Linked DNA regions of Homo sapiens: region 2 is linked to region 1. A link is an interaction called in ENCODE POLR2A ChIA-PET data of the cell type or tissue named here. Cell type or tissue: Panc1. All regions are shown on one strand. Each heading gives the region's core, and the rest is flanking DNA. Links, peaks and the distances in the headings are about the cores only.

Region 1 (4,401 bases), core at 183-4,182:
GTCTCATAAACCTATTAGCCAACTACCGTTTTAGAGTTATGGAGTGAGTCTCAAATTGGTAACTGCAAAATTAGTAGGTCATTATTTTAGGCATCATGAAAAATTACAAGTATTTGAAGTGTCTTTCTCTATATTCAAAATACCTAAAATAGAATTAGGAGCTAAGACAAACATATAATGTTATATAAAAGTTGAAATTGTCACGGAAATATTACAAACATATACATATATATGAATCTGCAGATACATATTATAAATGTTTACATATATTTGTGTGTAGGTGCATATATATGACATCTAGACATATATTTACATATTTAGTGTGTGCGTGTGTGTATGTGTGTAAGTTACTAATGTTATAGGGTTGAGGTAAATGGCAAACCAATTGGAAAACTAGACAATAGAATTTTGGCTCATATTCTGCATGATTAAACTAAAGTATATTTCTGAATACATGTGGAGTTTCCCATGGAAAGATATTAAAAGGAAATGTAATGTAATTAAAATATTCATTCAGAGGGTACAAATTTTTGTGTTCCTTAACTGTTGAAGGCTTTTATATTTAATCTATATTTTTTCACTCTGTTCTGGAAAATTTTTACATCATTTTATTAAGAAAAACATAAGAAGCCAAATGCGGACTTATTCTGTGTTCCTAGAAACGATAATTTTTCTTCTTGAAACATCATGCAAGTTTCAGTTGGATTTCAAGACTCTTCTTTCTATATTTAAGGCAATGTAAGTCAAAGCAGAACGAAGTGAAACATTTGCATACAACTCCACACCTTCAGTCTCCCTGGGTGGTCCAGGTGTAATAGACCCAGACCCTGCAATCTGCCTCTATGTGGGGCTTATTCCAAATGGAACATGGACTTGCAAATGCTTGTCTTCCGTAGTGGCTTTCTCTGGTGATGAGCAGTGAGTGCACCTTCCAACGTGGCAGGAATAACTGCAAGTCTGTGTCAGTGCAGAAGACAAGCAAATGAGCCCCAAGATGCCTTGTGTTCTCTTATTCTTCCTGTCAACTTCCATTTCTCTTTAAGGGACTTGCACTTTATTCTGAAACAATCGGTCACAATGATTCTGACCTTTGGTTTTATACTAGACTGTTTCCATTATGAGATGTGCATTTTTTTCCAAAGAAATGATCACTATCTCAGCAACTAATGTATTTATGAGACACAGATCAGAAAAGATAGTTAAAAACACATACGCACAGAGTGTCTGGGTGGGCTGGGGAAGGAAACACCTACCCGAGTTCCTCCTCTCTGGCCTGCTGCCTCTAATGGGCAGAGGGTTGTTAGTGGATGTCCTCATTCCTCTTGGGAAAAAAAAAACTGGGAATTAGATTAAAATCACCAATTCACATGTTTCAAATTTCCAAAATGCTTATCTCTTAAATTTGAGGATTGCATATACTTAATTCTTCAGGCACATTTTCCTCTGAAATGTAAATTAAGACTAGAAGATAACATTGTTTATATTAGACTGTAAAAACATCAATGTTGGAACAATAATAAAAATGCAGGCTGGGCATGGTGGCTCATGCCTGTAATCCTAGCACTTTGGGAGGCCAAGGTGGGCAGACTGCTTGAGTTTAGGAGTTCAAGACTAGCCTGGGCAACATAGTGAAGCCCTATCTCTACAAAAGATATAGCAATTAGCAGGGCGTGGTGGCATGCACCTGTAGTCCCAGCTACTCGGGAGGCTGAGGTGGAAGGATTACCCAAGGCCTAGGAGGTAGGAGGTCAGGGGTACAGTGAGCCATGAGCCATGATCACACCACTGCACTTCAGCCTGGGCAACAGAGTGAGACCCCATCTCAAAAAAAATGCATTTTTACTCTTAAATTGTAAAAAACAAACAACAAAAAATACTACCTCATTTTACTCATTTAGTAAATTTCCATGAGACCTACTAAAACAGAAAATGCTTATGTTAAATGGCACAATTGTTCCTGATACCTTGTAGAGATGGAGATAAAAGGTCAAAGCTATAGCTATCTACAGAATCTGCCATGATTCAAGGTAAGTTTTCAAATGGGTTGGATAAAGGCTTGTAGAGAAGCCAAAAAATATCCTGCAATTCTAATGCTAAGCGACTTTGTATTGGAAAAATGCCCAAAGGCCTTGTCTAACATGACCACTTACTAATGACTGATGGGAGATCAACAGGGAAAGGGTGGGGACACAGCTTTGTCATGGCAATGTTCAGTGTGTGATCAGCCTTAAGCATCAGGCCAGATGTGGCTGCACAGCCCAGGGCTCCATTCCCTTCCCTGCATGACAGACCAGCAATGCCCACCAGAACTAGAAGCCCATCGTGAAGCAGGGCAGGAACCCCCACAGCAGCTCCACTGTGACTCGCCGGAAGGCAGCTTCAAAAGCCTTGAAGGGACTGAGCAGAGTGGTGAGATTTCTTGAGGATCTTATTTCAGCACTCTGCTCTAAGATCATTGCAAAATAAATGCAAACATTCTCAAGCACCCAGGGAAATCCAAATGTTCCTGAGCAGCACTCTGCACCAGGCACTGTGAAACCCAGGGAATCCCAAAGGGACCAGGCATACACCCCAGCAGGGGAGGCTCATGTCCCCATGCACTGCAGATGCACTTGGGGTCAGGGGATCCGTGTAAATTCTACATCCTTAAGCAGACACATCCAAAGGGCTCTCGCTACCCCTGGTAAATTTGACGTCCCTCTAGTGGATCGAGTCCCTCCCTAGACACGGCAGTCTGCACAGCTTCTGGTCCACGCCCCATGGACACGGAGTCCTAGAGGAAAGACAGCAATCTAATTAAGTCTCTCCGTCAACAGTAAATAAAAGGAGTAACAAAGAAATACGTTGGAGTCTTGTTGGTTTATTTGCTTATATCAGAAACAATAACACAGAAAGAACAAATAGAACCCCAGAGGGAAAATGAGTCTGGTTTTCTCTACCCAAAAGTCATAAGGGAACATTAAAAAAAAAAAAAAAAAAAAGAAGAGAGGAAAGAAATACACAGGCGTTTTTCTGAGATTTGCTGTAGGAAGCAGAACTATTGCAATTGGACAGTGTGCCACCTGGAGGCCAGGAGGCCCAGGCCCTGCCTCTGATGACCGCAGCCACCTCAGGACTAGGCCAGCATCCCCCCTGATGTCCCCAGGGGTCTCTGTGTTCAGACTGAAGATTAGTATCAGAAAGAGGCCATTGTTAATTGATTAGCTAATGTTCATAAAGTGCTTTGAAGACAAAGAGGGCTATATACATGCTTATTAATATTAGTTATTGTTATTAATAAGTTAATATGTTTTTAAATGTTTGGTTTAGAGCACTGCAGTGCTTTCTCCCTAGCGACTATGCAGGGGAAGTGGAATGACAAGCACTCGGGCTCTTGCTTCCTGGTCTTCTTTCTCTTCCACTGTCTGTGGACAGAAACTTCTGGTGTGCAGCTCAGCTTCCTCTCAGCAGGAGTAGCCCCTCCACTGGGTGCTCGCACCCTATTTATGGGGACTCTTTGCCAAGGGTGAGGACCTGGGCTGGGTGAGACTGCTGACAACTTGGTTTGTGTATTTATTTTTGATTTATTGTTTTGTCAAAAAGTTTTTTCTAATTAAATCTACCTTGTTCTTAACAATTGCTTTTCTCCAAGACCTTCTCATTCCATTTTCTAGAAATCACTTTAAACACTTTGCTCTTTGAACAAACTGACGACCCATCCTTGCACCATGCTTTGAGTAGCTTTTATTTGGTACCCTGTGTGTGCACCACAAATCCAGGTAGTTTAATGTTCTCATTCCCTGCTATTTGAATCCAGGTATAATCTGACACCTGCCAACAAGCAATTGTTGCATCTCCAAATGACACCTATTTGCTAAGCCCAGCTCATTGTCTTCCCGCATGGTACTTTTGAGGTCTTTCTGGCTGGAAATTGGCTCATCCTTCTATGGCCTCTTGCAGCACGTTTGTAACTATTTTATATCACTTGTAACATTCCACTTTTTAAAATAGTTCTCCATTTTTACAGTTTAACTCCTTAAGCAAGGACTATGTCTTAATCATTGACTCATCACAAAATTCCTTATGCATAGTAGATCCTCAATAAATATTCGACAATTAATTTCAAAAGTTAAGGTTGCGTTTATCCTGAAGAACTACTAGAAATATTTTTTAATTATAAACATTGCTATTCAGAAGACTGACAGCAACTCTGAGTGTGAATAACATTCCTTGATCAAAATTTCCCTTTCCTTTAATGAATATGTGGTATCAATATAAGAAATGTTGTGTTACTAGAAGAATTAAAGGAGACTTTGGTAAAATGGTAGATACAAATGGCATAGAGTGGTTAACTCCAAACACATAAAAATACTAGGTAAAATAGAAAGCATCATTTAAAACTCTGCTGCATTTGAAAGATAG
Region 2 (4,401 bases), core at 184-4,183, 180 kb after region 1:
GAAGCAAAAAAGCAAAATGAGATTGTTTTCATAACTTAAAGAGGCTGAAAATGATGAAACTGGGCTGAGATGTGTTACAGGAGCCTACACAGCTAGAAGGATAGATTCGAGGTCATGCTTTGAGCAAAAGCCATTAAAATACATAAATAACATTGTATCACACTTTTGCCTCTCAAGTTGAGACTGCCTCTAAATTGACTAGCGTTACAAATATCCTAACAGAAAACTATCCCTAAAACCTAGAAAGCCATATTATGCTTTGGCAATCATCTGACCATGTACAACAAATGTAATGAAAACGGTAAACCTGAACCAAGGCAAACCCAACAGTTTAATTTAAAAACTTGAAGATACTAAGTATTCCCTTCAACTGGACATTCAGAAACTTCACGTGGCTACATTGTATTTCCCCCCACGAGTTGCTTCAGGGTTGTGAAATTCACTGGACTGTGGAGGGAGCCTTAAACCTTTGTGGGTGATTGACGTCTAAAGTACCTGAGCTTTTCTGGTTCTGCTGACCCTCAGTCTCCTGGACCCTAGGTAAGTGCCTGGGGGACTATACCCCTGATCAGTTGAACTCACTGTGGAATTGTTGCTTCTGAAAGTCCAAGGGTCCAAATTCTATGTCTTTAGAGAAGAATATTTTCTTACTTTGAGTCAATGACTATTTAATGTGCTTTCTAAATATTTGAAGAGAAATGTGTTTTGTAATATTTTTGTGTATTTCTGCATAATGAATAATCTCTTCCATTCTATTCCTAACTCATCAACTTGAAAAACACAGAAGAAGAATCAGACCCATCCTTCAGTCTCATCTCTAGAAGCCCAGAATAAAATGAAAAAGGTATGAACGAGAAGAGAGAAATCACTGTTGACAACACATTTTACCTAGCAGTCCAACATTGTTTATCAGCATAATAAAATGTGCCAATACTCACCAGCACTCTAAAGTATGCACTAATAATAAATAGAGATATAGGGCATAATATGACCAATGATGAGATATAAATTTATAGCTCCTGGGGGAAAATGATGGGAGACCTCACAATGGGGAAAGTTGGCTTTGGATAAAACTAAGAACTTTTCTCCTTTGATAAGCATCTGATGAAAATAGCACTGATTTTTTTTTAGTTATAAAATCACAATCCCTATTTTGTATGATGAAGAAACAGAAAAAAATTTCCACAATATTACCTTTCAGCTCCTATATATTCCATTTTTATCTTTTGTGCATCCCCTTGATAGTTTAAAATTAACGGTTTTATAGGTAGGATAGAACTCAGTATCGTACATGCTAATCCTTGAACTGAAACATCATCAACCACAACAAATTCTTTCTTCCATTCCCTAAAGCAAAAAGCAATGAAAAACCTTCAAAGTAAGTTCGCCATTACAGCTCCCTGTAATACCTGCAGTCTCTGCATTTTCCCCAACTAAATGTTCACCCATATCCGAAGAGACAACGTAAAGTTGCTTATCAGCGACTGGGGACAAGATCATAGGTCCCAGTTTTCCTTTTTGTTTACGATGGCAAGTTAGAGCCCCTGTGTGATTGTAAGGAGATGATCTAACCATGCCTGACTTTTATATGAGCATTTAAGTTTGATGCTGAGTTTCTTTTATGGTCTCCATCAAAACTTAATATGTAAATATTAGTGTCACATCTTCCTTCCCTCTTAACAATCTTTAAAGTCAAATTTGAATTTTTAGAATACCGCAGCTATGAGTTATTTTTCCAAATCACATAAGCAGCATAATCATTTCACATTTTATGTTTTGTTTGTTTTCTTTGTACAGGTGAGCTAACTTGCACCTATATCCACTGAAATTAAGCTTGCTAAGTTTTCAGTTGGTTTTCCTTGAAAATGTCATTTGCTAATTCATTATTTATTTCATGTTCTCTCATCCTAATATGGTAAAAAAAAAAAAAAAAAGAAATATTCTAAGCAGATAGAGAAATCTATCAGCCCAGTCCAATTGGAATCTTTGTACTTTAATAGTTTCAACATTCAAATGTACAATTATTGGTAAAGAGATCAAATTGTTCCAAAACCACAACTAACCATGATAGAACTAACTCCTTCCTAATGTGAATGTATTAAATGCCTTATTTTATTTCTCCAAGAACTAAAATGTTGCCTTTTACAATAAAAATTAATAGCCAACAAGAATAATAGCTAATTTTTATTAAACGCTGAAAACATGTCAAGTACTCTGCTAAGAATTACATGCATTTTTCCTCTTTAATTCTCACAGTAAATGTAGGGCATAAATACTCAACAAATTCTCACTCAGACAGATGGCACAATGTCATTCTGTCGGTCACAAAGATGTTGGTTGCTGTGTGCTCACAGGACATGGGACTTCAGGATTTTTTTTTTTTTTGACAACGTCTGGCTATATCATCCAGGATGGAGTGTAGTGGTGTGATCATAGCCCACTGTAACCTCCACCTCCCAGGCTCAAGCCATCCCCCAACCTCAGCCTCCTAAGTAGCTGGGATTACAGGCAAGTGCCACCATGCTTAGCTAATTTTTGTATTTTTTTGTAGAGATGGGTTTTCGCCATGTTGCCCAGGCTGGTCTCAAACTTGTGAGCTCAAGAAATCCACCTGCCTTAGCCTCCCAAAGTGCTGGGATTACAGGATGAGCCACTGAGCCCAGCTGACTCCAAGCTTTTCTAATGAGGTTTCTGGGCCACAGAGTGGAGACAGTCCCTATCCTCAAAGGATGCTACAGTGCATTGTCAAAGACCAATGCGTCAAAATACTTATGGAAGAAGGTGCCCAAAAGTTCGAAGACAGTTATCTACACGGGAGGTGTAAGAAAATCACCTTGGAATACCCATCTCGGAAGAACAGGTGTGAATGCCCTTGAATCACTTGGAGAGCTTCTCTTCGATGTTAAATTATTGTAGTAACACCAAGCTCACCACCCAGAATGATGCAGTCAGCCTCCCCTGGAAGGAATGAAGGTCGTAGTCTCCTCTCCATAGATGTGTCTCATTTTCTATTTAAAAAAAAAAATGTGAATTCAGGCACTGCGTTTGAAAAGTTTGGCAGCAAAACAAATGTCCAGTCCATGTCCTGGGTCCTAGGGGAGGGCAAAAAATGGCCTCCTGGCCCATGGTGTGGCACACACATGCCCTCCTCTCCTGGCTGCCTTGTGCCCAGGCCCAGCCAGAGGCCTGAAATGTGGCCATGTATGGCAACACGGACCGTGAAGCCCGGAGATCTGCAGCATCAAGCCCCATGCATGAGCGAAGAGAGCACTGACAGCAGAGGATAGTCCTTCCTCTGAGAAACACGGTTCTTACAGGGTTGGGGACAAGAGGCATTCTGCAGCTGGGATCAGCCTCAGCTTGGCAGGAGAGGATCAAGCACCCTAGGGGACTCAGTGTGGCAGGAAGAACTCAGAGCTCCATCCTGTGGCTGCTCAGGGGCTGAAGCAGAGGCATTGCCTTTGGACTGTCCAATGCCCTGAGGATTTTGGATACGGTGAGTCTTTCTGCTAAAGAGGCATGTGAGGTCCTTGGGCAATTGTTTAAAATAAGAACAGGTGACCATATTTGCACCCCAATATGAGGAAGAGTTTACAAAGGCTTCCATTATTTCCACAAAACTACAGAAACAGGCCTCGTGATTCAGGAGACTGAAGGGACCTGGTGGACAAGAATAAGAGCCAAGTGAATCAAAGGTTTCTTTAAGGGAACAAACATCAGGACAGAATTTCATGAAGTGGTAACACAACTAGAAAGGAGCACAGAAAAACCAGTGCATCCCGCTTTTGTATAATGAAGACCCTGTAAGGGGTAACAAGACTCAGTCAAGGTCAAGTGAAGCAGATGGGTACAAACGCGAGTATTTTGACTTCTCCATTCTATCAGGGAAATTACCTCATTCTAAACCGTTAATGAAGGAAGCATAACATAACCTATTAACATCTAACTCTTCTTTCAGAAGTGCTAATCTCTTACTCCACAGAGAGAGATTCTAGAATTTCTAGAGATTTCTAGAATTTAGGAAAATTCTAATAGTCCAATTGTATTCAAGCTTCAGAAAACACATGCACTTTAAAATTTTTTATTTTAATCTTTGTGGGTACACAGTAGATGTATATATTTATGGGGTACATGAAATGTTTTGATTCAGGCTTGCAGTGCATAATAATCCCTTCATGGCCAATGAGGTATCTGTCCCCTCAAGCATTTATCCTTTGAGTTACAAACAATCCAATTACATTGTTTAAGTTATTTTAAAATGTACAATTAAGTTATTATTCACTATAGCCAGGCTGTTGTGCTATCAAATAGTAGGTTTTATTTATTCTTTATTTTTTTTGTACTCATTAACCATCCCCACCTCCCCCAACCATGCACCCACTACCCTTCCCAGCCTCTGGT

What was found. Peaks named below come from ENCODE experiments on the same cell type or tissue, not always from the same donor. Only the 100,000 strongest peaks of a DNase experiment are listed, where the experiment ranks them.
Region 2: POLR2A ChIA-PET joins it to region 1 with 20 read pairs; 2 of 35 experiments call an interaction of 5 or more read pairs at or near these places.

What each region holds. Positions count from the first base shown.
Region 1 is chr18:75,943,270-75,947,670 of GRCh38, forward strand. No RefSeq gene overlaps it. Among named protein-coding and RNA genes, the nearest start is that of LINC01898, 230 kb to the left of the region's middle. In Panc1, for the core only: no CTCF peak of the experiment used is centred there; no DNase peak of the experiment used is centred there.
Region 2 is chr18:76,123,160-76,127,560 of GRCh38, forward strand. It overlaps LOC339298 (a long non-coding RNA gene), which reads left to right. Exons shown (of 6, transcript NR_040034.1): 1 at 1-540; 2 at 785-844; 3 at 2,552-3,855. Among named protein-coding and RNA genes, the nearest start is that of LINC01893, 84 kb to the right of the region's middle. In Panc1, for the core only: a CTCF peak has its summit at 3,410 (motif pointing left); no DNase peak of the experiment used is centred there; H3K27me3 peaks cover 207 bases.